Regions from separate parts of the Homo sapiens genome. Here region 2 is linked to region 1. A link is a loop called in an ENCODE intact Hi-C map of the cell type or tissue named here. Cell type or tissue: pancreas. All regions are shown on one strand. Each heading gives the region's core, and the rest is flanking DNA. Links, peaks and the distances in the headings are about the cores only. Region 1 has its middle 17 kb from the start of FRMD3. Region 2 has its middle 20 kb from the start of FRMD3-AS1.

Region 1 (2,912 bases), core at 293-2,792:
GGGGTGCCTATGATTCATAAATTTGGCCTCTTTACATAATCCCATACCTCTTTGAGGTTTTGTTCATTCATCTCTTTTTTCCCTTTATTTGTGTCTGATTGTCTTATTTCAGAGAACCAGTCTTCAAGTTCTGAGATTCTTTCCCCAGCTTGGTTTATTCTGCTGCTAATACTTGTGATGGCATTGTGAAATTTTTGTGTTATTCAGGTCTGTCAGACCCATTAGGATCTCTTTATACCAGCTATTTTGTCCTTCAGCTCCTGTACCACTTTATTGTGATTTCTGTTCTCCTTGGGTTGGGTTTTGTCATCTTCCTGAATCTCAATGATATTTGTTCCTATCCATATTCTGAGTTCTATTTCTGTCATTACAACCAGTTCAGCCTGGTTAAGAACTCCTGTTGGAGAACTGGTATGGTCATCTGGAGTACATACAACATTCTGGCCATTTGAGTTACTGGAGTTCTTGCATCGGTTCTTTCTCATCTCGGCATGTGGGTGTTCCTTTAACTGCAGTGTAGATTAAGTACAGTCAATAGACTTCTTTTCTGAATGTTTTCACTGGGCCAAGGTTTTGCGTAGTGGCTTTATTTGAAGCTGACTTCTTATCTCTAGTTTCATAGGGGGGTATATTTGTGAGGTATTTTTGGTTTTGAAGCTTTGGGGTGTGATCCAGCAAATAACACTTAGGCTCATCGGTCAGTTTGTAGACTCTTGCTTAATTGTGTGGCTCCCCTATGTTTCCTCACAGTTGCAACTGTGTTCCCTCTCAGTGCTCTGAAAGTGTGGGTTCCTCTCCACCTTCAGTGCTGGCTGTAATCACAACTTAGCATTCATCGGCTGCTCACTGCAGCTCTGGTGTGATCTCAGTGTTTATGTTCCTTTCCCAGCTAAGAGGCAGCAGAGGAAGAGATCTTAGTAGTGGTTGTGGCCAAGGGTCATTTGCTTGACTCCTGGGGATCCACCCCAGAGAGATGCTGGTCAGCAATTGCTCAATGCAGTCAGCACAAAATGAACGGTTTGTGCTGTGGGCCCAAGCCAATGTTTCCTTGTCTGGTGACAAGCCATGGAGGGTGTGTGGGACCCATGGGAGACAGACTGGCCTCCTCTTCTTGGGTCGATTGCAGCTTGATGGAGATGTGGATAAGACACTTAAAGTCTTTGCTCCTTTGTTAGTCTGAGGGCAAGGGCAGTTCCACTGCAGAAGCAGTGGAAGAGAGGCTTTTGGTTGCCTCCGGAGGCTGTGTCCAAGGAGTTGCTGAACTGGTACTGGCTTGGTAGCTCTGGTGGCAGGTGGCTGGAGGCCCAGGCCTGGAGGACCTGCCTGGTGAGGAGATATGGGATCAGGCACCCACGTCACAGTCTGGTCACTTTTCTGTGGAGCTACTGTGGTATGTTTGGGGCCCATTCCAGTCCCCAGCCACCTGGGATTTTCTAGAACCTCGAGGTATCACAAGTGAATGCTGCAAAATGACAAAGATAGCAGGCAGCCTGTCCCTCCCTCTGGGGGCTTTGTCCCAGGGAGGTACAAACCTTTTGCTGGCCCAAAGCCACCTATAAGAAATGGCTGCAGACCCCAGTTAAGAGGTCCCATCCAGTGAGGAGGAATGAGATTAGGACCCACTTAAAAAAACAATCTGGCCACGTTTTGGTAGAGTACCTGTGCTGTGCTGGGGGTCCACTTTGGCCCCCAGTCACCTCAGACACTCCAAAGCCCAAAGGCTGGAATGGCTAAGTCACTCAAACAGCAAAGATGGCGGCTCACCCCTCTCTCTGGGAGTGCTGTCCCAGGGGGAATTAAGATCGCTGTTGGCTGGAGAGCTTGGGTGGGAGTGGCTGGAGGCCCCAGTTGGGAGGTCCTACCCAGTGAGGGGGAATGGGATCAGGCACCCACTTAAAGCAGCAGTCTGGCCAAATTTGGTAGAGCACCTGTGCTGTGCTGGGGGACCCCTTCAACCTGGGTTGGCTCAGACTCTCCAAAGCCCCAAGGCTGGAATGGCTAAGGTACCCAAACAGCAAAGATGGCAGCCTCCCCCTCCCCCTAGGAGATCCTTCTCAGGGAGGTGCAATGCCACTACTGGTAGCCAGCTGGAGTTCCAAACCAGTGGGTCTTATCTTGTGAAGTGTCATGGAATTAGGGCCTGCAGGCTATTACTGCTCAGCCCCCTGGATTCAGCCTCTTTCCTATGGGTAGGTACAGGAATCTAACCTCCCACTTTGCTGGAGCTGCAGCTACTTTTGCAGGAAAGCCCAAGTATCTAAGGCTCCAGGGTCTCCAGGCATGCTTGAGCAGCTGCTCTGCCAAGACTCCACATAGCTCTGTCTGTCAGACTGAGGACTGAAGGCCCTGATGGAGTGGGTTCACAGGGAGATCTCCTAACCCAAGGGTTGCAAAGATCTGTGGGAGAAGCGTGGTTTCCCGGGATCGGTCATTCACTTCTTGGTCTAGGGAGGATCCCCTGGCTCCATGTTGCTCCCAGGTGAGCTGTTGTCTTGTCTTGCTTTTCTTCATTCTCTGTGGGTCAAACTGTTTCCTTGATTAGACCCAATGCCCAATGGACGTTTCCACTGAAGGTTTTGTATTTACTTGCCCCTTCTGTTCCTTTCCATGACAGCCACACACACACTATCTACCTCTAGTCAGCCATCTTGGCCACTCCCCTACAGATTTCTTTGTTCCCTCTCCACTCTTCACTGCTTCACTAGCCTTTTGAAAAAAAAAACAAAGAAAAATGGTTTATTAAAACATAACAATTGGAAATATTTTGAACATGATTTACATGGCCACCTTCTGTGAAATTCCTGAATTCAGCAAATATTGTTTTGGGTCATATAACTCCATGCATTATTGACCTACAGCCAGCAAGCTCTTGACAATAGCCATACACATAGTACATGTCTTTGGCTTGCCCA
Region 2 (2,912 bases), core at 249-2,748, 360 kb before region 1:
GCACTTGGAGAATCATGGCTCTCAGCTCCACTTCTTCACTCCTCCTTATCAGCTCCTCCTGGATTTTACATTTTAATTGGGGCTGGCACATGCAACTGTTCCCTTTTTGCTTCCGTTAGTCTGACAGATTAGGCCAGTTGGTTTATTAACGACTTGGCCACCTACCAACAGCATAAGCACCGGGATAAATCCCAGTGGAGGGTCTCTCCTCTGCTTCCGCTGAGCTTGGTCTTGAAATGCTTTGATATCTACAGCAGTAAAAGCACAAGGAAACTAATTGCTCAATGGTAGCACGGCTTTGCACTTACTTATCAGAGAGAATCATCTTTTGGAAATTAATGTGTACATCTCCTCGATGCCATGACAAACTCACAAAATCTCATCACTCTGGTCTGAGAAATATGCCTAGAACAAAATAACTTACTGGATGATTTTATTCACTTCAGTTAAGAGACCGCAGCTCATTAGTCCTTTAATACAGATCTACAATATCAGGACTCCCCAAATAATGTTTTCCTTGCAAAATTACCCCAAAACATATAATTTAGAAATAAGAAGGCACCTGAAAACTATGACTACATAACATTTATACCAGTTTATGCTCAAAGGAAACAGACAACCTACCATACAATTTAGGTAAAGACTACTCAATAGAATTTACCCCTTTCTCTTTCTCTTTACTGTCTAAAAACTGCAATGGCAACAGTATTGTCCCCTTTAACATGCATAAGGAAACCTCTTTCCTTATACATAATTCAGTGCCTTTCACCTCCACTCTCTGCATGTCCTTACACATGGATAGACTGCCTGGCCAGCTGTCTGGATGGCAGACCCCAGGGAGCGGCCCCATTTTGTTAACTCACTGGACTGACTAAGGCAGCACCACAGGGAGATACAGAAGCCAATCAATGAGAGGACAAACAAACTCAGGTTTCCTCCTAGCACTTAACACAGGCTGTTCTTCTCAGCCCTGCAACATTTCAGGCAGTCTGACTCCTGCTTCATGAGCCTGAAAAACAGAACTTGTTTCGCTCTCAGCGACCACTCCACAGAGCAGACTGCAGTCCCTGAGCAAGCAGAGATGCAGGAGACAAAGCCCAAAGAGATGAGAAAAGGCAGAAGGAGCAGCTTTCTGTTCCCAGGCAATTTTGAAAGTTATAAATAGAATGGGGGGGAGGGATAAATGTAGGGGAGGGATAAATGTAGAGAAAACATTTACTATAGAAAGAAATACAAATCTTAAATATTTAGACAATGAAAGAAACAAAAAGAACTGCCACAAAAGCCACTCTGCATACAGGCTCATACGAGACATGACAACTGTCAAATAACTATGCAAAGCAATGAAATGTCTTCATCCCCAATTACTTTTGCTATTAATTGCAATTTCACAAAGGTTTCCAAGACCTTCCACAAGAGAAAAAAGATGCAATGCTTTTTCAAAGTTTGGCATGAGTTTTATGTCAGGAAACAAACTGGTTTGCACATTCGGAAGTTGGAAGTTAAGAAGGTTACATTTTTTCTCACATATTTTGGAGGCATCTGGACAGCCCTAATTTAAAAAAAAAAAAAAAAAAAAAAAAAAAAAAGCACCTGACCTTTGAAAAGCTCATAAGACAAAGTCAGCTTTATTTTCTGTTAGAGATCTGCTATAAAGAGTTAAGTATTTTTTACAAAAGAATGTGCATCTGTAGCTATGGAGTTGCTCGCACCATCGCAGCCTGTCTGTAGCAGGGATTGCTAACTAACACGGCCAGCCTGCATGTTGAGACAGCATCATCCACTAGAGGCCAGAATGAGACTGTCATGTACAGGCAAATCAAATATAGACTCAGGAAGCACCAGAGCATCAGGGAGTGACACCAATATTGCAGGTGACACGCCAACAAAATGCACTTCTAAATCCTCTTACGCAGTTTCTTTCCACATCCAAATCAGTGGGTAAATGAGGCACTAAAGGACAACATCTGTCAGCAAGAGGCTGACACTGTATTGAAGACTCAGAAACTAGAACAAAAATGGACCATTCTTTCCTGAACTGAAGTTGAGAAGGAAGGAAAAGAGGAGGCAGGGCATGGGTGCTGGTGAGACAGAGGCCAAGGACACAAATGCGTATCTGATATAGGAGGCAGGAGAGGAGAGCAGAGAAATGGGCAGGGAAAATGCCTCTGGAGTTCCTGGACCTGGAACTGGACTAGGAGCTAGTTGCAGCCTTGTGCATCAGTCAGGAACTGGTTAAAAACACACAGCACAGGCACACCATGGAGCATGATGCCGCCACCTAGCAACTGAGGTAGGCCTGTCTGTTGGTATGGAAAGACCTCTAAGACATGCTTAAGTAAGAAAGTGGTAGACACTATGCTCTGTAACGATGACATGTGTGAATTTGTTAAGGATGCATATGCACACACATATACATAAAATCCTTCTAAAGGCCGGGCGCGGTGGCTCACGTCTGTAATCCCAGCACTTTGGGAGGCCAAGGCTGGTGTGTTTTTAACCAGTTCCCCTCCTGAGGTCAGGAGTTTGAGGCCAGGCTGACTAACATGGTAAAACCCCATCTCTACTAAAAACACAAAAATTAGCCAGGTGTAGTGGCGGTTGCCTGTAATCCCAGCTACTTGGGAGGCTGAGGCAGGAGAATTGCTTGAACCCAGGGGGCGGAGGGTGCAGTGAGCCAAGATCATGCCATTGCACTCCAGCCTGGGCAACAGAGCAAGATTCCGTCTCAAAAAACAAAAAAATCCTTCTAAAAAGATGCACAAACAAATACAAGAAGCCTCCCAATTAGAAGCCTTGCACTTGTTGCTGGCCTGTTCAGAAAGGTCCTTTCCCAGATCAACTCCCACTGAGTTTTTTATTCGTTTACCATCTCAGCGAGACACTCCGGCCACTGTATTTAAAAATCAGTC

The links. Peaks named below come from ENCODE experiments on the same cell type or tissue, not always from the same donor. Only the 100,000 strongest peaks of a DNase experiment are listed, where the experiment ranks them.
Region 2: it touches region 1 in a loop (2.7-fold over the local background); 28 of 110 quality-filtered maps call a loop at or near these places.

Annotation. Positions count from the first base shown.
Region 1 is chr9:83,553,490-83,556,401 of GRCh38, forward strand. It overlaps a transcript of FRMD3 not described here. Among named protein-coding and RNA genes, the nearest start is that of FRMD3, 17 kb to the left of the region's middle. In pancreas, for the core only: no CTCF peak of the experiment used is centred there; no DNase peak of the experiment used is centred there.
Region 2 is chr9:83,197,666-83,200,577 of GRCh38, forward strand. It overlaps a transcript of RASEF not described here. Among named protein-coding and RNA genes, the nearest start is that of FRMD3-AS1, 20 kb to the right of the region's middle. In pancreas, for the core only: a CTCF peak has its summit at 1,776 (motif pointing right); a DNase peak (open chromatin) is centred at 1,736.